3 separate regions of the Homo sapiens genome follow, and regions 2 and 3 are each linked to region 1. A link is a loop called in an ENCODE intact Hi-C map of the cell type or tissue named here. Cell type or tissue: PC-3. All regions are shown on one strand.

Region 1 (8,000 bases):
TTTTTTTTTTTCTGTTCATTGGTGAGCTAATCTGGGACTCTGTGTTCAGGACTCTCAATTCAATAGATATTAAGGTTTTAGACCAGAAGATAATACGATTGACTGAACATTAAATGCATTACATGATAATAATTGTAATTTTATACTTATTATGCACATGCAAATGTACTAAATTATTACAAAAGAAAAAAAACTCATTCAAACCAAAAGTTTAATTACAATGGAAAGAGGCATATTGGTTGGGCAACAGATAATAAAATATTACATTCCCTTGTTTTTATGTGATGCATTGTTCCCTCAACTTTACAGTGTTGGTTTGGGGTATTTAATTCTATTAACTGTTGCAATGAGATACTGAGAAATTTTATTCTTTTTCATTAGGATTGAGGATATATGCCTACAACTAAATACTTAAAGAACTCCGTGCCTAATGTTCTGCTCCTAACTACAACAGTGCATCACTGCGGCACCTCCATTAACTTGTTCAATATTCTAGAGACTGCTGTGCCTGGCAGTTGGAGAGCATCAAGAAGATAAACTATGAGAGCTATTTTTCACTCATATGTAGAGCACATCTGTTGACATCTCAAATGCTAATTAATAAATAAAAAACTTGGGCCTCATTCAGAATTGATATAAGATGAATTATTTCATTTTCTCTCTCCAAATATAGAACATGAATGGGAACTGAAGCAGAGTTCTCCCTTCAGTAAATCGGTTGTGCTGATTTACACATACCTACTTTATGTTGGGAAGAGAAAACTGAAGCTTACAGAGGTAAAATGACCTGCCTCCAAATTATGCAGCTAGCCAGTAGAGGACCTAGTATTTCTACTCAGATCTGTGTGATTCCAAGCCTATATATGTTCACTGTATCACAGAACCTCTAAGCAAACAATGGTGATAGTTTTCAGAGTAAGAATAACAATTCTCACAGCTCAGGTTACTTTCAGAGAAAGAGAGAAAAGAGTTTTTTTTTTAAATGGCATTTGTGTGTCTCTGTAGGAAAATGCATATTGATTTTTAGGCTGTGCCAAGAGAAACAGGGATACTTTGAGGGTCACATAGGCCCCTTTGCTAATTAGAATGTTGTCTGTGAGCTGTTTCTATTGGTTTCAGGGCTTATATTGACCAATCCTATCAAAGAGCTTTAAGGAAAGGCCATTATCATGCACAGTAGAAAAAAATACACTGAACATTGAATACCTGCATGGCTATGACTTATTATTATTATTTTTAAAAAAAATACCATTAAATGGCAGCCTTGTAAAAACCAGAAAGAGTTCCACTCACTTATGTGACAGAAAATACTTCATGGCAATATGTTTTAGTGACATGAGCCATTTTTCTCTCTTTAGATTTTTGGGATAAAGAAAATTATTGTTCTGTAAAGTCGTAATATAGGCATACACTATTACTGGAGCAGAGAGTGTGATTAATCCATATTCTGTGACACTTTTTCAGTAAGCTATATTTTATATAAAAAGACAGAAGTCTTAGGCTTCTTTGTGCAGTTGTAGTTGCTTGACCAGAACTGAATCCGTAGGTGTACTGATCCATTTATGAGAGAGAAAAAGTGATTCTATATTATATTAAATTATAAGGGAGTTTGTTCTGGTATCTCATAGTGGCTCATGCTCTGGTCTTTTTTTCTTATTATTTTGTAAAGAAGACAGTGAGACGAGTGATTTGTCAGAGTTATAGATTTTTATCTAGTTAAAGGTCAGGTGCTGAGCAATTGATTTGATTACTGAGCCATTGGGTCATTAAGTTGTCCAAAATAGCCTTGCTGCAAATGTTCATTGGCGAGCTAATCTGGGACTCTGTATTGAGGGCTTGCATTACTGTCTATGGAAAATACTAAGATAAAATTGTGAAAAAAATTGTAGTCAGAGATGGGTATGTCACAGAAGTACAAGATTAGTACATGAAACCATTTGTGATTCGAGGATATACATTCACTTCTTTTCCAAGCTCTTTTCTAAGGCCTGAAATTCCACTATTGAAGTTTTTTTTTTTTTTCATTAAAATCTGTGGCAACCTTAAGGAGTGGAATGACAAAGGTCTGGAATATGCAACATTGCCCAGAAGGATTGGACTGTGTGGAGTGCAGCACTTCTGAGCTTGCGAACAAAATGAAAATGCTGTGGGAAGCCAAGACCAAACTGAGCCTCCCTCCTTCAAAATGTTTTCAAGGAACATACTTTTCTGATCCCATTTTACAAAATCTAAAGAAACCTAAATTACAGCTAATAAAAAGAAGAGTGCTGGACTTGGAGTTCTGGGTACTAGCTCCAGTTGTGCTTACTTATCGTGTGCCCTAGGACTAATCAGTGAACCCCTATGTGGAAACTCTGCTTCCTCATGTAAAGCCTGAAAATTTCAGATGACGCTCTCTAAGCTCTACCATTCTACATTTTATAATGTAGATAGCTAGAATTTGATTCAGTTTTCAGGGAAATGCATAACACTTAGCAAACAGATGAATTATGTTTCCATTTCAACTACCATTGCCCAAATTAATTGTTTAAACCATAGAGTCTTAATTATTGTTGAGAGTGACTTTCAAGTTAATGATTCTGGTTTGGAATTTGGGGAGGGGCATTGTAGAATGTATTTCTACATACATTATTGTAAAAAGGGCATCCAGTTTTAACTGTGCCACTATCTCAGTAAATTCCATTTTACTCTTTCTGGTTTAGTTTCTTTATTTCTAAGTCCTTTTGAACTACTCTATTTTATCCTTTTCTATTTGCTCCACATAACAGCTCATCATAGATGTATACATTTTAGCTTTTATATTTTTTCAAGGAAAATCAGAATTTAATCATTCTAAATAATTGTTATATAATCATGATTTAAAAGGCAACTTTTTACATTCCCTGAAATATTTCTAATGTAGCCATATTTAGAAGCTTCCACAATCCTGCTCATAAAATACATAGTGGAGTTTTATAGTCTCTAAGAGAGCGTATATCCTCATGCTAGATAGTTTAGGTGTCCAAGTCATAGCATTTTGGTGACTCTTAGTCATTTCCTTGTGAGTCAACCATCTCAGGCTGCTTACATGCTTTTATGTTCTTCCAACTTCCATGACCAGAGGATGGATTAATTTCCTGTAAATATATACTTATACACATGTCCACTCGTTCCAAAGTGACATCAAATACCCCTTATCAATAGCAGTGTCAGAGCAAGCTTTCATTAAAGCACAGGAGAAGAGCTACTTTAAGTGTTGCTGAGAACAGGATCATAGGTCTATGAAATAGAGAGAGAGAGAGAAAGAGAGACTGCTGAGGCAACCTCTGTTTGCTCCCTGAGGTCACTCCTCTGCAGGTGTGGGAGAGCTGCACTTACACAATATTGCATACCACTGGATTGAGGATGGTAGCTAATGTTTATGGAACAAATAAATCTCTCAGTAGCATAAGTAGAAAATGACTCATGAAAATATAATCTGCTTCAGTGCTGTGTTTTCTGCTGGAAAAAGGATGAAAGCAAGTTATTACAGGCAGTTTTCCAAAGGAATCTCACCAATAATCTGTTTACCTTAATGTACAAAAAAATGTTGTTTTTTGTATGTCTCAATCCTTGTCCCAGCTTCCTTATTAGCTGTGTGACCTTAGGCAAGTTTCCCTTGGTTCCCTTATCTTTAAAACAGAGATACTAACAGTACTTATTTTATAGTCTCATTGTAAAGATTAAGTGAAATAAAGTATTTTTAAATGGTTTAGCACAGCACTGAGGTGATAGTAAGTGCATAGTAAATGTTATTGTTTTTAGTTGTCTACAACTTTGGGTGACTCATGAGCTCCTGGAGAGTGGAAAATGCTTTTGATGTATTATTCATCCTTGTATTTGACTGACATTGTTTTAGTGAGGTAAGATAAGCAATAGGTTTGGAGTCCTGGCTTTGCCATTTACTATCTCTGTGCCTTTGAGAGAGTTCCGCTCTTCTTCTCTTCCCATCCTTGCCTTAACCAGTGAGCTTCAGTAATAATTGTAATTACATTACATGTTTGAGATAGGAATTCAATCAGATAAAGTACATGGTGCTATTAGAGACCTCAATAAATTATAGCTGTTATTTATTTATGTGTGCTCCTCTAATGGTAGATATTATTATTATATGCATTACATTATTAAGTACAGAAGTTATTTTCCATTCTGCTGCTTTAGGTTAATTTATCATCAATAGTTTCCATGTTTTTTCTCATTGTAATAATTTTATTGAAAAATGTCTTAGTCCATTCCTGCTGCTATAACAAAATACCTTAGTCCAAGCAATTTATAAATAATAGAAACTTATACCTCACAGTTATAGAGATTGAGAAATCTAAGATCAAAGCACTAGCAGATTCATTGTCTGGTAAGGGCTCACTCTCTGTTTCCACGATGGTGCTTTGTTGCTGAATCCTCTGGAGGGAATAAACACTGTGTCCTCACATGGTGGATGGGACAAAAGGGAAAAAAAGGACTAGGGTGCCCCTTTCAACATATTTTATAAGATCACTTATCCTATTCATGAACACTCATGACTTAATCACTTTCCCAACGGCTCCACCTCTTAATATTATCACAGTGGGTATAAAGTTCCAACATATAAATTTTGGAAGGACACTGCTATGGTCTAAATGTATCCATCCAAATTTATACGTTGGAAATTAAATCCCCAGTGCAACAGTTTTGGTAGGTGGGGCCTTTTGGGACGTATTTAGGTCTTGATAACTCTGCTCCGATGAATGGATTAATACTGTGACAAAAGGGCTTGATTGAGGGGAGTTTGTCTTTTTTTGCCTTTCTGCCTTCTGCTCTGTGAGGACACACTGTTTTTCCCCTCCTGAGGACACACTATCAAGGTGTTGTCTTGGAAGCAGGGACTGAACACTTACTGGACACTAGATAATTGTGCCTTGATCTTGGACTTAACAGCCTCCAGAACTGTAAGAAATGCATTTATGTTCTTTATAAACTACCAAGTATCAGGTATTCTGTTATGGCCACATAAGTTACTTAGACACATACATTCAAATCATAGAAAAGGGCTTTATAATTCTGCCCTTCTTATATTGTTCAGGAGGGTTAGCATGTAGGGATCTAAGAAAATTGAACCTTATGAAAGCAGGAATTGTATCTGTTTTGTTTACTCATATATCCTATAAGTATTTGTGCCAGCCACCCAACAGGTGATCATAAAGTATTTTTGAATGGACATATAAACATAACAAAGAATTTTAGTTTAAGCATACTACTGGATTACAGTGTTAGAAAACACAGTGATAACTGAATAGAACACTATAATTAAAAGGGGAGGAAAAAATTTTAATTGTCTAATTTATTACCATTATTATATAGGAGTCAAGAAAATCTGCATCAATTCATAGGCCTGAGACCTATACAAGTTTTATCAACAAAATAAGAAGATTCAGTTGAAGATTCGAAGATAGTTGACTACATGCAGCCATATGGTATAGCTGCCACTGAGGGATCAAGATGACTGATGCACTCCTAACAGATCTTCAGAAGGAAGGCACTGAAGTGGATGGAGGGAAGGCACAGAAGATGGGCTGAAAAGAGAGAGGAAGCTGGGAACTCTGCACGGGGCTACTGTACCCTGGGACTCATTCCCGGTCCCGAATGGTACAAATGAGTGAGTTGAACTGGCAAGGAGCAACCTGGGCCTCTGGAATCCTGGCAGGAGGAAATCCCTAGACCACCATGGACACTTGAGTTGGCAGGGAGAGCTTCTTCCAGAAGTGCTAAGGTGAGTACACCAGCCTATGCGGAGCCCAGAGGGTTTGGTTTGGGAGTGTCTGTAGTGGAGCACAGCCACGGATGCCCATCCTTTCAGCCTTGACTTGCTCCCATAGGAGACTTTAGCCTTAGGGGAGCTGTCAGACCTGAACTCTGCAGGGCAGTCTTGCCCATCAAATGGGGCTGGTCCAACCTGAGCACTCCTTGGTCTGCTGGCCTCTCTCAGGACCCCATCCTGGTTGTACTTGCTTGCAATGCAGCGTTGGGTGCCCCAAGGCACCGCATCATAGCTCCTGCACTAGTGGACTGTGTCTGATGGATGGAAGCTTCGGTGGGGCAGCCCCCATGGCCAGGCACCATCCTGCCTACTCCCTCCCACCACTGTAGCTTCCCCAGGCCTATGGCTGCCCTTCATATCTGTCAGCACGTGTGTCTGTGAGTGGATTTTGCCTTACCTGCCCTGCCAGTGAACGTTTGTATGCACAACCTGCCCTGCTTCTGCTGCTGGTGGGAGTGCACTCTGCCCCCACTCCCCTGCCTTATCACCATTTCATTCAGAGTTTTGACAGGCACAGATGCTGCTAGCCCTGCCCCCATCAGCGCCCTGCCCCTGTGCCAACACTGCTGCTGGAGTGAAAGTAGGCATGCAGAACAGCAAGCCCTCCACAACCCTGAGCAGCCAGAGGGTGCACACAGACCTGTGCCCACCAATGCTCTGCCCCTGTGCTAACACCACAAGTGTGACAGCATGCACAACCACCAACAGGCCCCCCTCCTACTCCCCCTATACCAGCTGTGCGGCCTCTGCCACTGCTGTGAATGCCCACAAGAAGATAGGCACCCTGGCACCCACTAACACCCTGCTGCAGCCAGTTAGCATGCACCCGTCCATGTTGTTGCTTACATGCACCCCTTCATACTGTCACTGCCACTGCTGCTCGGATGTGCAAATGAGAAAAGATCCCGCTACCATTGCCCTAAGAAACGCTTTGGCTGGCACCAACCATCAGAGTGTAGTGACCACTGGTCCAAAAGCATTTTGGTCCCCTAGTGCAGTGGGTTGATAACCTCAAGAAGCCAGAGAATAACACTGGGGTCTGATACAAGTCCCTCAGAGTTGGAGCACGCAGTACAAAAGTTGAGAACTGAGCCTTGGCCCCTAAAATTTTCCAAAAATGAAGATAGTTAACTGAACCCACCTGTGATAGTTAAAACTGAGTGTCAATTTGATTGGATTGAAGGATACAAAATATTGATCCTGGATGCATCTGTGAGGGTGTTGCCAAAGGAGATTAACATTTGAGTTAATGGGCTGGGAAAGGTAGATCCACCCTTAATCTGGGAGGGCACAATCTAATCAACTGTCAGTGTGGCTAGAATATAAGCAGGCAGAAAAATGTGAAAAGAGAGACTGGCTTAGCTTCCCAGCCTACATCTTTCTCTGGTGTGGATGCTTCTTGCCCTCGAACATCAGACTCCAAGTTCTTCAGTTTTGGAACTCAGACTGGCTCTCCTTGCTCCTCAGTCTGCAAATGGCCTATTATGGGACCTTGATTGTGTGAGTTAATATTTAATAAACTCCCCTTTATATACATATATATATATATATATATATACATATATATATATATACATATATATATATACATATATATATATACATATATATATACACATATATATATACATATATATACACACATATATATACATATATATATACACATATATATATACATATATATATACACATATATATATACATATATATATATACACATATATATATACATATATATATATACACATATATATATACACACACACATACATACATATATATATATATATATACCATTAGTTCTGTCCCTCTAGAGAACCCTGACTAATAAACCACTTTATACCACCATCAAACCCTCAAGGTCATCAAACAAGATAAAACAAACAAAAAAAAAGCCCTCCCAAAGGACAGTAACTTCAAAGACTGAAGGAACACCAGCCAACAAAGATGAGAAACAAGCAGTGTCAGACCTCTGACAACTCAAAAACCCAGAGTGCCTTCTTTCCTCCAAACGACTGTGCTACCTTTTCGGTAAGTGTTCTGAACTGGACTGAGATGGTTGAAATGACAGAAATAGAATTAAGAATGTGGATAGGAACAAAGATCATTGAGATGCAGGAGTACATTGAAACCCAATCCAAGGATGCCACGAATCCCAACAAATGATATAGGAACTGACAGACAA
Region 2 (8,000 bases), 180 kb after region 1:
AAGAATCAATATCGTGAAAATGGCCATACTGCCCAAGGTAATTTACAGATTCAATGCCATCCCCATCAAGCTACCAATGACTTTCTTCACAGAACTGGGAAAAACTACTTTAAAGTTCATATGGCACCAAAAAAGAGCCCGCATCGCCAAGTCAATCCTAAGTCAAAAGAACAAAGCTGGAGGCATCACACTACCTGACTTCAAACTATACTACAAGGCTACAGTAACCAAAACAGCATGGTACTGGTACTAAAACAGAGATATAGACCAATGGAACAGAACAGAGCCCTCAGAAATAACGCCACATATCTACAACCATCTGATCTTTGACAAACCTGACAAAAACAAGAAATGGGGAAAGGATTCCCTATTTAATAAATGGTGCTGGGAAAAATGGCTAGCCATATGGAGAAAGCTGAAACTGGATCCCTTCCTTACACCTTATACAAAAATTAACTCAAGATGGATTAAAGACTTAAATGTAAGACCTGAAATCATAAAAACCCTAGAAGAAAACCTAGGCAATACCATTCAGGATATAGGCATGGGCAAAGACTTCATGACTAAAACACCAAAAGCAATGGCAACAAAAGCCAAAATTGACAAATGGGATCTAATTAAACTAAGGAGCTTCTGCATAGCAAAATAAACTATCATCAGTGAACAGGCAACCTACAAAATGGATGAAAATTTTTGCAATCTATCCATCTGACAAAGGGCTAATATCCAGAATCTACAAGGAACTTAAACAAATTCACAAGAAAAAAAAACAAACAACCCCATCAAAAAGTGGGCAAAGGATATGAACAGACACTTCTCAAAAGAAGATATTTATGCGGCCAACAAACATGAAAAAAAGCTCATCATCACTGGTCATTAGAGAATTGGAAATCAAAACCACAGTTAGATAACCTCTCATGCCAGTTAGAATGGCAATCATTAAAAAGTCAGGAAACAACAGATGCTGGAGAGGATGTGCAGAAATAGGAACACTTTTACACTGTTGGTGGGAGTGTAAATTAGTTTAACCATTGTGGAAGACAGTGTGGCTACTCCTTAAGGATCTAGAACCAGAAATATCATTTGACTCAGCAATCCCATTACTGGGTATATACCCAAAGGACAATAAATCATTCTACTATAAAGACACATGCACGCATATGTTTATTGCGGCACTATTCACAATAGCAAAGACTTGGGACCAACCCAAATTCCCATCGATGATAGGCTGGATAAAGAAAATGTGGCACATATACACCATGGAATACTATGCAGCCATAAAAAAGGATGAATTCATGTCCTTTGCAGGGACATGGATGAAGCTGGAAACCATCACTTGCAGCAAACTAACACAGGAACAAAACCAACCACTGCATGTTCTCACTCATAAGTGGGAGTTGAACAATGAGAACATATGGACAAGGGAGGGGAACATCACACACCAGGGCCTATTGGGGGTTGGGAGCTAGGAGAGGGATAGCATTAGGAGAAATACCTAATGTAGATGACGGGTTGATGGGTGCAGCAAACCACCATGGCAGGTGTATACGTATGTAACAAACCTGCATGTTCTGCACATGTATCCCAGAACTTAAAGCATAATTTAAAAAATAAAAATAAAAAATAAGCAATTCATACTTGTTTAAATTAAATGTAAATTTCTTTAAATTTCTATATAACATGTCAGAAGCATGATACCATCTTTAAATGACTGTACTATATATTACTTTTAGCGTTTGTGAATTCCCATATGTCATGGAGAAATAAATTATGAAATATAAATATGCTGTCATTTTTTTTGCAATAATGAAAATTTATCAAATGCACTGTATTACACCATTTGAATGTGGCATATAAAATCTATGGTTTATTAGTTAATTTAAATATTGCATTAACAATGTCTTATTCTATAAAATTTAACACAATCTTATTTGCAACTTCAATTGCCACAGCTCCCACTGAAAACAGAGACTGCCACAGATTGACCCACAGGTACTGGACTTTTCTCCACAATCGCCATTACCAGCTGAGTGTGCCATGTTCTTTCTTCCAGGAAAATCACAGCTCAGCACGACTGGTGCAGTATTCTTAAGAAGACCTTCCTGTTCCTAACACAGTATCCGTATCTAAAAGCAATAAGGTCATCATTCTCAATCAAAAAAAGATGAATTATTTATGAACCTTAGAAATCATGAGTGGTATAAATAAGGATGATAAAAGGAAAGAGTATCTTTCTTCTCAACAGAATTAAAAATTTAAAAAATCAGACTATTCTTAGTTAAATAAACAGCATATGGATAGTGTCATGAGTAGCCTGCTTATTCATTCTTAATCCCTTATCAATCTCTTATTTCTATGGATTAGCTTCTTAGCACAGCTCATTTATGCAGAAGAACCTTGTCCAAATAAGGGAGAGAAATACTCTTGAAATGTTTGGCAGGCCACGAGTGCAGAATATTTGAAAGAAAATGTCATGTCGTGTCCACCTGGGTATATTTACATGTCTTTTCTTGATTTGTGAACCAAACAGTGTAGACTCCACTTGTCTTCAGTGGCTGTTTGAAGAATTTAAAAGAGTGAGACACCACTAGATCTCTGTGCCATCAGACAACCTAGGGTATTGGTTGAGACAGGTAAGCCTGAGTGTATGCTGAAAAGTATTTACTAGAGGATAGATGGGAGTGAGTTTCAGAAAACAGACTGATCTTGACAGTGAGCCTCTCTCCTACAGAAATCATTCATTGTGGGTAACTTTGGGAAGACAATGAGTTTTCATGTAAAGAAGGATGTTTTTGCTTTGGTTTTTGTTTTGTTTTGTTTTTGTTTTGTTTTGTTTTAGTTCTTGTAGTAAACTGATGGGAGGGAGAATGCTGGAACCCTTGTCAAGTCACTGATAGAAGGGGCTAACTGACCATACAAGCAATTGGTTTAGTGATATAATGTGCCAGAAAAGCTACACAGCTGAGCTGACATCTCCAGAATGAAACAATCGTCATTCCCACAGATAAGCATACAGCTGCTTTTCTGGCTTAGGTAGGGTCACGAATTTCATTTTCTTTTATTTATTTTAAACTTCATTTTATTTTCATGACATTGGAAAGATAAATATGATTCATACAGCTTGATGTTGTAGCTCAGGTGAGGCTATGGAATAGTAGCTGGCTTGCTGAGTCAATTAAGCAATAATTAATCACTTATTGACTGCAGAAACATACCAAGTTTATTTAAAGTTTGGTGTGATGGCAGCAGGGTATGTGTGTACAAATGTGTGTATGCGTCTGTAAAGTGTCTTCTCTGGTCTCCAGAAACCTAGAGATGAAATTGTGTTCCTGAAAATAGCCTGATTAAAATGCACTCTTTCCTGAACTCTTGTGGTTGTCTCATTGGTTTCCCACATCCACTTTTACTTATACTCATATCAGCCTGAGCAATTGGAGCCATTGGCCTGGAACACAAATCTGATTATGACATTCCACTGTTTAAACTCTCCAATGGCTTCAATTTTGTTGGAAAATAAAACTAAATTCTTTATGATGACATGAAATGACCATCACCATTGGCACTTGTCATAGCTTCCTTTACGCACCCTCACATAACCAAAAGATAAACTACACTGGACTGTTCCCAGAAAACAGCATAGGATGTTTAATTCCAAGCTTTTGAACATTCTCTTTTATTGCCTAGAATGCTGCTACTACCACACTCCATGAAGTCTTAACTCGAGTTTTAGCCTGGAGAAGCGTGAGTCTACTTTGAAAGACAGATACCCAAAATAGACAATTAGTCTTCTGCAGCAAAGCAGCAGATAAAGAGAATTGAAAATACCCTTGCAATGAACACCTAGTTAGTGCTGAACTAGATATAAAAAAGAATTCTTTCATGTACTTAGTTGAGATCGTAATTTCTGGTGTCCGAAATTAAGAAAAAACTGCTAAGTAAGAAGTATGTGAGTTAATATTAATGCTGTAACTACTACAGGGATAAGAATGATAAGGGGTTGTGGGTATCAGTAATATAAGAATTGGAGCTTTTGACATCCATCTGAGAACAGATTAGGCCTTTGGCTTATGGAGGAAAATAATTTGAAGTAAAATCCTGGCTTAAAGACAGGAACCTTGAAGGTCTGCATCTTTGGCTAAATGATGAGGTATGGGGGAATAAAAGAAATGACAAATTAAGATTCCTAACAATCCAGGGATACGACAAGTGAGAAATTTTGTGTTTTCATGTCTCTGGGTAGGAAAAAACCGTGAAAATATCTCTTCTAAAAATTCAAAGCTCTAGGTCTGTGCCACATGTGGATATGAAACTACACTCCACCTGTGTGATGCAGGAAACCTCAAGCCAAGAAATTGGCATAAAATTGGAAATAAACTGCCTTTATCCCTGGACATTGGCAAACATGAAATCATCCTGAAAGAATTTGCCTCCAGTCCAGATGACTCACAGCTTCCTGAAACTACTCATAGACATATAATAGTGAAACCGCAGACCAACAACAGGGGAACAATCCTTTCTTTTTTTTTTTATTATACTTTAAGTTTTAGGGTACATGTGCACAATGTGCAGGTTAGTTACATATGTATACATGTGCCATGTTGGTGTGCTGCACCCAGTAACTCGTCATTTAACATTAGGTATATCTCCATTTGGGGAACAATCCTAAGAGCTACCAAGGGAGGGAGAAGTTCACCTAACAAGAAGTAATATACCATTACATGGGTGTAAGTTTCTCAAAAGCAGTAAAAGAAGCCAAAAGACAATGAAATCATTACTTCAGGCAATGGAAGAAAGTAATTGCAAACCTAGCAATCTGTAACTGACTGATTATAATGTAAAAATGAACATACATTCAGATAAAGAAAGACTGAGAGGTCACCAGATTATAGATTTTGCTATAATGTTAATGGAACTACTATATAAAAATAAAAATTACACTCAGAGGAAGGACTGAGATGTAACAAGCAATGGTGAAAAAGAAGCTGATAAATACGTGGGTAATTTAAGCATGAGCTACATAAAACAATAACTGTAGCTTAACTTTAGATGGGCATAAAATGAAATGGAATTAAAATACTAGACATCTAAGAAGGGAAGAGGATGATCTCTGTAAAAAGTGATCTAAGAACTTTATTGTGCAAAAGGGGAGTAGAGGCACTGATAAGTTTAGAGTTTAAGTCACTTCTTTAAAATCTCAAAATTGATGACTAAAACATTAGAAATAAAATGTGAAAAAAAGGAAAACAGAAATGGATGAAATGTATTATTTATATGCTAATGGAGGAAAATGTAACAAAGATGAGCAGATTAGTAAATAGAATGCAAGAAAGGAGGGAGGTAAACTGAAGCAAAGAGAGAATCTAGAAAGAAATGCAAAAAGAAAATGGTACAAATATATTGAAATATATCTGTCATCACAATAAATGTAAATGTCCTTAATTGTCAGTTAAAATCAATGGTCTTATATTGCATATAAAACATGTAGCCATATGTTGTTTATAAGAGAGATGATTAAAATGTAAAGACCTTGAGACGTTTAAGATAAAGGAATGGAAGAAAACAAATCAGGATTAATGTGCCATGGGTATATTAATATCAATATTAAGCAAAACAGAATTTAGACAAAAGAGCATTTTTAGTTATATGATAATGCTAAAATGTATACTAAAGAGATATTAGTGGGAATTTATAAGCACCTAACACATAACATCAAAACATGTAAAACCAAAAATATTAGAATTATAAAGAGAAAAATCATAAATATATGATCATGGTGGAAGATTTTAATATCTCTTGCTCAGAAACTAATGAATCAATCAGTAATATATATAAAGACTATAAAATATTTGTATATCAAAATTAGCAAGCTTTATTTAATGGACATATAGAATCTCACACGTAGCAATTAGATAATAAAATTTTTTTTAAAGCACCAATGGGGCTTTATTAAAAAATTAACCACATTTTTTGTGGCACATAAACACCATGGAATATTATGCAGCCATAAAAAAGGATGCGTTCATGTCCTTTGCACAGACATGGATGAAGCTGGAAACCATCATTCTCAGCAAACTAACACAAGAACAGAAAACCAAACACCGCATGCTCTCACTCATAAGTGGGAGCTGAACAATGAGAACACATGGACACAGGAAGGGGAACATCACACACCGGGGCCTGTCAGGGGGTGGGGGACTAGGGGAGGGATAGCATTAGGAGAAATACCTAATGTAGATGACAGGTTGATGGGTGCAGCAAACCACCATGGCACGTGTATACCTATGTCAGCAACCTGCACGTTCTGCACATGTATCCCAGAACTTAAGGTATAATTAAAAAAAATAATTTTAATCCACAAAGAAAATCTTAACAAATACCAATCAATATCATATGGACTATCCATATGGTTTGAGATGAAATGAAATAACAGAAATAAAAAGCTAAAAGAAAACGAATTCCTTGCTACTTAGAAAGATTAAAATATATTTATAATAACTTATGGAACAAAGAGAAAGCCATAATAGAAATTAAATCATATTTTGAAATGAATGACAATGAAAACATTTCGTATCAACAGTTGTGATACACAGCCAAAGCAGTAATGACAGGGAAAGGTTTAGACCCAACTGCATACATCAGAAAAGATGAAAAGCTTAAAACGAGGGAGCCAAATGTGCTACACAAAAACCTAAAACAAAGAATAGCAGCACAAAAGCAAATAAAGTAGAAAAGGAGCATGTAAATATAAAAACCGAAGTAAAGAAAAAACAAAGAAATAATAGGAGCAATAATACAAAATGTATGTTTTTTTAAAAAAAGTCAAATAGATAAAAACTCTAGAAATAAAGATTAAAAGGGTAAACAAAAGAGCCAAATAAACAATATTATAAGTGAAAGTATGAACGTAACTGCAAATATACTTATAAAATTGTAAAAGTATAAAGGAATATTATGAACAACTTTCTGCCAGTATACACTTAAACATGTATAAGATGGACAATTTCCTAGCAAAACTTCTCAGAAGTGTGTCATAAAAACACTGAAAACCTGAATAAACTTATAACCAGTAAATATATTAAATCAGTAGATAAAAATCTGCCTGTGAAAATATGTCAACACGCACACACATAAACATATATGCACATATCCAGGAAATTTTCTAGTCAAGTTCTATCAAACCTTTAAGGAAGAGAGACCCCCGTATCATACAAAGTGTTCTTGGGGCCCAGCTTCAGTGTGATTGAAAAGCATCTTGGAAAGTTACGATGCGCAGTAGCCAAGGATGAGAACCACTGATCTGGAACTACCCCTTCATTTTGTAGCTGAGAAAGGTGAGACTTAGCCAGGTAAAGTGATTCAGCTCACGGAGCCAGTTATGTTCCTTGAATTGCAGGTGATATTTTTATTGGCACGGGAAGATCTCGTGAAAATCTCACTTGGACATTTTTCTCATACTGACCTGCAAATCTTACACTTTTCATACCTTTTCTCTTTTGGGAATGGTTATCAGTAGTAGAAAGTTGTGTTTTTGATGAGCCCATGATAGGAAGTAATACGTGGTTACTGAGCGCCATTTCACTTTGGAGCAGTTTTGAAATTGAAATCAAATTTTTCAGGAGGAGTAAAGCAGCAGAAAACAAATTTCCCACTTGACCAGCTCAACATTAGGTTTTCACAACACAGAAAACGAAATAGAAGTATTTCCTACTTTTTTTTTTTTTTTTTTTTTTGAGACAGAATCTCACTCTGTCGCCCAGGCTAGAGTGCAGTGGCGCAATCTCGGCTCACTGAAACCTCTGCCTCCCGGGTTCAAGCAATTCTCCTGCCTCAGCCTCTGAGGTAACTGGGATTACAGGCACATGCCACCACGCCTAGCTAATTTTTGTATTTTTAGTAGAGAGGGGGTTTCGCCATGTTGGCCAGGATGGTCTCGAACTCCCCACCTCAGATGATCCACTTGCCTCGGCCTCCCAATGTGCTCGGATTACAGGTGTGAGCCA
Region 3 (8,000 bases), 64 kb before region 1:
CTGTCTCCCCTAAAAATCCAAAAATTAGCCAGGTGTGGGGGCACACGCCTGTAGTCCCAGCTACTCAGGAGGCTGAGGCAGGAGAATTGCTTGAACCCTGGAGACGGAGGTTGCAGTGAGCTGAGATCTGGCCACTGCACTCCAGCCTGGGCGACAGAGCAAGACTCCATCTCAAAATAAACAAATAAGTAAATAAATAAAATAAAAAGAAATGGAGAACCTAAATGGAATCCAGTGGCCTCCCTAAGTTGAGAAGACAGAGCTAGGAGTCCAAAAAGGGAAATACAGCTACAAATTTCAGGGAAGAATACAAGAGAAAAGAAAGCTGCACAAAAAATAAGACAACTGCAGCGATTTGTTGAAGGTCCTTCTCAGCTTTAGTTGAGCATGAATCAGTGCATGAATATGAGGAAACTAACTGAAGCTGGAGAAGCAACTATCTGTAAACAGCAGAAAAAAACAATTCTTAGAGCTCAAACATTTCTTGTTCCCACAAGTCAGAGTGAAAAGCCTTGTATTTCACATGATATTAGGTAGGTTCGTCAGAGGGTATCGCCACAGTAGTGGAAGAAAAATAGTCCTAGATTAATAGCTAGTCTGGTTCTGTCTAATGAAGTTTACAAACAAGCCTTGAAAGAATCAATGTTTTTTTTTTCCAAGTAAATTTAAAGCATCTCAGATTTAAGTGTGAAAATAATATTAGGAGAAGAAAAACACCATCAAAAAGGTAAAATCCACATTGTCTGACATCAAATAAAAAGTTACCAATCACGCATGAAGGAAAGGAAATAAGAGCAGAAAAGCCATTCAATAGAAAGAGACCAGAAAATGGCACCTATAGAATGAGTAGACAAGAACATTAAAACGGCTACAGACGGCTGGGTGCAGTGGCTCATGCCTGTAATCCCAGCACTTTGGGAGGCTGAGGCGGGCAGATCACGAGGTCAGGAGATCGAGACTATCCGGGCTAACACGGTGAAACCCCGCCTCTACTAAAAATACAAAACATTAGCCGGGCGTGGTGGCGCAGGCCTGTAATCCCAGCTACTCAGGAGGCTGAGCCAGAGAATCACTTAAACCCGGGAGGCAGCGGTTGCAGTGAACCGAGATCATGCCATTGCACTCCAGCCTGGGCAACAAGAGTGAAACTCCATTTCAAAATAAAAAAATAAAAAAATAAAAAATAAACCAGCAACAATTACAATAGCATCTTTCTTTATTTGTCCTGAAACGACTACTTTAATAATCAATTGTTTGCTTGCTTTAAGGGTTGTGTCCACACAGTATATATATTTTGAAATGTAAGTGTTAAATTATTGAATAAAGCCTGCAACTCTCTGGATTTGTAAATTAAAACAATTCATATGCTTACACATTATTATTATTGACACGTTGTATGGGGGCATTTTGATATCATGCTGTTATAGAAACTAATCAGTTGTTATGGAAGTTATCAACACCTTCAACCATCATAATTTTGTAGTTTTCTGATAAATCACTCTTCAAATAAGGTGTCAAGGGCCAAAACACTTGTTAAGAAATAGAACTGTATGTCTTAACTAGGTGATTTTTGTAAAAAGTCCCTTTGACATTATTTAAAAAGATGTTCTTGATCTTGAATTTTCTTCCTAAAGTATCTAATTCCTGTTGATGAATGTAGCCCCACTTTACAAGATTGTTTGCATTTACCTTAAATCTTCATAACAAAATTCTTACTTGAAAAGCTAATGTGCAACTTATTTTGGACATATATATCTCATTTAAAAATACTTTAGCATGAGAACCTGAATAAAATATAACGCTGGGTATAGATAATTCATATTTTATTGATGTAAAAATGGGCTGTCTACATATACTCAGAACAGTAGATATTGTAATGTAAGCAAATGCATCATCTTAATAGAAATTTCTAAAGAGGCTTAGCTTAGTGTTTAGTATAGGTTAGCAGTTGAAGATAACTTAAGGAAAAGGGATTTTATGTATATCGATCTTTGAGTCTGGGACTCTGTTCTAAAGTATTTGCCTTATTTTTGAATTTTTAATCAATTATGAGATTAATCATCAACTCTATGCTTCAAGGCCTTTATTCCATAGAAGATGTTAATTATACAGCACATTCATGCAATTTAAACCTCTATGTCTTCTTCGTGCTATGCAAAATGTATCTTTATGATTTGCTGTGTCTGTCTATGCAAACCAGTAGACAAATTTTTGCCCAGACTATAATGTGCACCCAGTCAGCCCAGAAGAGCTATTATCATCACCTCTTCAGTGAAAAATATTGTGGCTACCTGCCAGCTACTTTATGATTTTTATTTCACTAGATTATACAAACATCTACTGAGTACCTAAGATATCCCAGGTTCCGTTGAGGATCAAAGGTGAACAAGACAATGCTGCGGCCCTCAAGATTTCATACTCAAGCAAGGGAGATGAGAAATTGGTCAAAATTATTCTATCAGAAATAATGTGCTAGAATATACCTTTGAATGAACTACAAAGTGCTACAGAGGTTTGAAGAAGGGAGTAGCTGCACCAGGAAGGCTTTGTAAATGAGATATTCCTTCAAGGACAGACTGAGCACAGAAAGGCATTGCAGGCAGTGGGAATTTCAGCAAAAGCACTGACGGTGAAGAGGAATATTTGTTGTATACAGGTTGAACACACCAACTCTGTAACATTCCAAAATCTGAAACTTTTTGAGTACCAGCATGGTGCTCAAAGAAAATGCTTTTTGGATTTCAGATATTTGCATTAGGTATGCTTGACTGGTAAATATAATGGAAATATTCCAAAATCCAAAAAAATCAAAAAATTGAAACACTTCTGGTCCCAAGCATTTAAGATAAGGGACAATCAACATGTATTACTCTGTGTCTGGGTCTGTACTGGGCCTTTACATTTGCTTGCTCATTTAATCCACACAAGCACCCTGTAATGTGCATGATACTCTTTCTATTTTGCAGATAGCACCAAGGCCCAGAGCTGGTAAATAAGTGGCAGATCTGGTATTGAACTCAGGCTGGGGTCACATGAAAGACCGTGTTCTTTCCTCACAGGGGTGAGAGAAAGCACAATCTGTTTGGGAAAAAGGAGTCGAGTTACTTAGAACATAGAATGCTGGAAAGGTAGCAAAATGAACAAGATCATCGGTGGAGTTCACGTAGAACCAAATGTGCTCTAGTAGACATTAACAAGTATTCTGGACAACGTCCCATGGTCGAATATATGGAAAATATTGCATGCTATATTCTAGTCCTGCCATGTAGAGGTTGTACACTACATAAATGAGTGTCGTATAATAAGCTACAATGTGAATATTTACCTCTAGAGTTGTACAGTGCACAACTTGCACAACCATATGTTGCCAATCAGCTCTATCTTATTTTTTTGGAAATTCACAAATCACATTAGGATGTGAAAGAGTTCAGAAACTCTTATAGTAATGAAATACGTTTAACCCACTAAATCTCAAAATTATTTGACTACAGAAGGGAAATTTCTTTAGTGTCTAATAATATCTCGTGGAATACTAGCATTCTATGAAACACAGTTTGGAAAGTGCTGGGCTAGCCAGTCATACTTGACAAGTCAGTATAAAGTGGAGTGACTTGGCCATATAGCCTTTGTCTGGAAATTCTGCCAAAGACACTCATCCATTAGTCTGGATGATGTGACTTCAATTTTCTAATGGAAAACATTTTCCTTGACCAATTCTTTCTTTCTTTTTTTTTTTTTTTTTGAGACAGAGTCTCTGTTGCCCAGGCTGGAGTGCAGTGGCACGATCTCGGTTCACTACAACCTCCACCTCCCAGGTTTAAGCAATTCTCCTGCCTCAGCCTCCTGAGTAACTGGGATTACAGGCGCGTGCCACACGCCCAGCTAATTTTTGTATTTTTAGTAGAGACAGGGTTTCACCATGTTGGTCAGGCTGGTCTCAAAATCCTGACCTCATGATCTGCGCGCCTCAGCCTCCCAAAGTGCTGGGATTACAGGTGTGAGCCACCACACCTGGCCCGTTCCTTCACCAATTCTAAGTTCAGAGGAACAGGGTCATCATGAGCAGAGCTTGTGTGCTTAGTGAAAATGGCTGTGGGTGTAATGAAATATTTATTCCCCAAGCGTTGAGATGGTTTGATGGGACCTGAGGCAGCTGGAGTCCCTGGGCCAGTCATTTCCTGCCCAAGCAGCCTCATCTATTTACCTCAGTATGCTGTACAAACATTATTTTTAAGGTATGCTACGATGTGGCAACGGTTGAGAAGCAATGATTTTGAAAATGCCAAGTTACTTGTTAAAGACTCCAGTCTAGATTTATAAGATAGCTTTTTCTTGTCCCATTTTGTTTAGCAGCTCCAGAAATAGTAATTGGTACAAGCAGTGTTAGAAGAAAACATCATTATTACAAAATATACTACAAGGAAAGAAGAATTAGATATTTGAGAATTATCTTTTTTTGCTATGTTGCTTTTCTAGTTGGGAACATCACATTAATCTGTTTTCCCCTCATGATTAAAACTTTTTGGGATAACAGCAATTATTCATTTATGTGCAAATATCTAGAAGATGAGCAATGTGAATCTATAACAGTAAAGGAGGCATTCAGGATGAGGTGGCAGAATTCCTTAAATAGTCATACTTCATTTCAATTGAAAAACTTTGCACAACTGAAAGAATGACAAAAATGCTATTGTTAAAGAAAAAAAAAAACTTTGGAAAGTTATGAATGTCTAAAATTTCCTGCAGTTATTTTTGCAAGGATTGATTCATATTCAGATTAGCTTCCTGCCAGATGGAAGAAACACACAGTAAATCAACTTTTGCAGGAGAGAAATCAAAAAGAAGCATAAGCTGCTATTTAAAGGGGTTTCTTCCTTTTTTGCCATATTAATAGCACATTAACCCTTAGGGAGTGTTATTGCAAGAAGCCAAACCACGGAGGCTACCATTCCATCCTTCAGGAAGAATAAATATTTTTCAGCCCAGTAGGTTGGGGAAAAATAGCTCCTTGGATTGCATACTCAAAAAAGTGTTTCTGTTTAATCATGGTCAAGTTTCATGCACTCCAAAGCAGTAATGAAAGAGTAAATGTATGGAAATAGGGAATGAATTCCTCCTCTTGCACCCAGTGAAACCCCGCTTTAGTTAATTGTTCCTGGGATGCATTAAGGATACAGTAGATGAGATGGATCGATGTCCTTGGGGGTATTCTAAACCAGGTGTGTGTTTTTTTGGGGGGTGGGGAGCGGTGCTGGCGGAGCCCCTCCAGTACCTTTAAGGAGCTCCCTTTATTATTCTGGCCATGTGATCCAAGTGCATCAGAACACAATCATACCACTTGGTTGTACCAGTGCTGGAGACTAGGTTTTCTCTCTGAACCAGCAGTCACTCTTCCTGCTTAGTTCTCTCCTTGTCCTTCCTTCTAATCTTCAACTTGTTCTTGTCCTGATGTCTTTGCCTCACAATTTCAACTTTATGCCCTTTTTGTTTCACATGTGATCTAAGCATTCCTTGTGATAATACCCTGCTCTCCACTGTAGTTGAATAAAGTATCCAGGCTGTGACCCTCCAGACTTGAGCCATCCTCAAGTGCCCTCTTTCCCCTATATACTGACTTCATGGGGATAGCTTTTCACCTGGCCTGTTTCAGCCTTGACACTTTGATGATAATGGTAGCAATGTAGCTATAACATTTGTTTTCTGAGCACCTACTGTGTGTCTATCTTCTCAACAGCCCTGTGAGAGAGGTATTATTATTATTCCAATTTTATAGATGAGGAAATTAGGCACAGATAGTTAAGAAAACTGCTCAAAGATTACAGAGCTTATAATTGACAGAACTTCGCTTCTGATGCAAATGAGTCTGAATTCAAAGCCTGTGCTCTTAACCACTATGCTATATCAGAGTCTTAAACTAAAATGCACCAATTAATCACCTGGGAATCCTGTTAAAATGCAGATTCTGATTCAAATGGTCTGGGATGGGACTTGAGAATTTTCATTTTTTTATTAGCTCCCAGGAGATGCCAATGTTGTTGGTTTAATGTACCAGACTTTGAAGAGCAAGAAACTATATAGGGTGCAGCATTTCAAGAAAACAGATGCTTTGGAAATCTCTTCCGCCCGAATTTCCAGAAGAGATGCTACAAATTCACCATACCACACCTGTGCATTTTTCATGTATTGGAGGGATAAGAATGCTGGCTCTTCCATGCAGTACCAAAAGCTGCCACCATTTAGTAAGCGCTTTCTCACTTCTAGTCACTGTTGTTGTAAGTGCATTTCAGAAACCAACTCACTTAATCCCTACAACAGACTTAGGCAAAAAGTCATACAACTAATAAAAGTGATGGAACTGGATTCATACCTAAAGAGTCTAGCTCTAGAGCCCACATATAACCAATATACGCTTTTTAAGTATAGCAGAGTGGTCTGAGATCAGCTTAGGGCAGTGGTTGACAGTGGGCTCTGACATTAGTTTTGAGTCTGGATTCATTACTTCTTAGGTGTATAACCTTGGATATGTCCTTAACATTATTCTGTTCATTTTAATTTCTACCACTTCTGGTGTCTGGTCCAACATGTAAGGTGCTTGGAAGTTGTTGCTCCTTCCTATCAACATGTGAAGAGCTGAACAAAAGGGAAAATCAACAACTATTCTTAGGCTATAGATTCATCAAAGAAGTGAGGTCACAGAGTAAATTGCTGCCCCCAAAATTGGAGACAGAAACAGGCAGACAAAGGGAATCACAGCTTACTAGAGCAGAAACCCCAAAGCAGAAACCTCCACAAGAACCAATGCCATAGTAAGAAAACGTAAACTGTAATTGGTGAAACGCTGGAGGCTCAGAGTGGACAACTCTGAAAGTTAAAAACTTCTGTTATATGGCTGCACTTACATTTTGTGAGTTTTTACCTTTTGGAGCTCTATTGGGTCTTCATAATGAGCATCAGAAAGTCCCCTCATGCTTTAGAAAAGTAAACATTCTGAAATACACCAAAGCATTTTGTTCTTCTTCAGAAGACATGTCCTTAGGAGAAACTACAGTATTTTACAAGAGTCTAACCTGCTGGGACTATTTCAGAACCTACTTGTGGGAAGGAAAATACCCAATTCCAGCTCCCTGTAGCCTTTCATGTGAGGAAAGGGAGATGCTCAACTCTCACCACTATAAACATTCTGTCCTATCCAAGGGGGAAGAAGCTGAGAAGTATTGGCTAAGTTCACAGTTTAGGGGCACAGGTTCACCAAAAGACAAAGCTAATCACCCGGCGCGGTGGCTCACACCTATAATCCCAGAACTTTGGGAGGCTGAGGCGGGTGGATCACGAGGTCAGGAGATCGAGACCATCCTGGCTAACATGGTGAAACCCTGTCTCTACCAAAAATACCAAAAAATTAGCCAGGCATGGTGGCGTGCGCCTGTAGTCCTAGCTACTTGGGAGGCTGAGGCAGGAGAATCGTTTGAACCCAGGAGGTGGAGGTTGCAGTGAGCCGAGATCACCCCATTGCACTCCAGCCTGGTGACAGAGTGAGACTCCTTCTCAAAAAAAAAAAAAAAAAAAAAAGACAAAGCTAATCATAAAGCTATAGAACACTTCACATGCCACCTTCAAACACATACCACTACATCATTCAGGGCCTCTTCATTGCAGTTTCTCTCACCCAATGTACGATGTTCATCCTTCAACAAAATATTACAAGGACATTACTGGCAAAACAAAGTTTGAAGAGATTGAACAAACATCAGAACAAAATTCAAATATATCAGGAATGGTGGCATTATCAGACGAGGAATTTTTTTGAAAATACGTATTATTGTACTAAGAGCTTTAATGGAAAAAGTAGACAACATGCAAGAACAGATAGATAATGTAAGCAAAGAGATGGAAATTCTGAGATAGCATTTAAAAGAAATGCTAGAGATCAAAGACACTGCAACAGAAATGAAGAATGCCTGTGATGGGCATATTAGTAGACTGGATGCAGCTAAGGAAAG

Evidence for each region. A loop is a pair of places that touch in the nucleus more often than their neighbours do. Peaks named below come from ENCODE experiments on the same cell type or tissue, not always from the same donor. Only the 100,000 strongest peaks of a DNase experiment are listed, where the experiment ranks them.
Region 2: it touches region 1 in a loop (7-fold over the local background); 2 of 110 quality-filtered maps call a loop at or near these places.
Region 3: it touches region 1 in a loop (11-fold over the local background); 3 of 110 quality-filtered maps call a loop at or near these places.

What each region holds. Positions count from the first base shown.
Region 1 is chrX:141,401,453-141,409,452 of GRCh38, reverse strand. No RefSeq gene overlaps it. Among named protein-coding and RNA genes, the nearest start is that of SPANXA2-OT1, 97 kb to the left of the region's middle. In PC-3, no CTCF peak of the experiment used is centred here; DNase peaks (open chromatin) are centred at 3,042, 3,442 and 3,802; H3K4me3 peaks cover 718 bases; H3K27ac peaks cover 3,048 bases.
Region 2 is chrX:141,217,236-141,225,235 of GRCh38, reverse strand. No RefSeq gene overlaps it. Among named protein-coding and RNA genes, the nearest start is that of SPANXC, 21 kb to the left of the region's middle. In PC-3, no CTCF peak of the experiment used is centred here; a DNase peak (open chromatin) is centred at 4,405; H3K27ac peaks cover 3,271 bases.
Region 3 is chrX:141,465,878-141,473,877 of GRCh38, reverse strand. No RefSeq gene overlaps it. Among named protein-coding and RNA genes, the nearest start is that of SPANXA2-OT1, 33 kb to the left of the region's middle. In PC-3, a CTCF peak has its summit at 6,298; DNase peaks (open chromatin) are centred at 4,207 and 4,647; H3K27ac peaks cover 2,590 bases.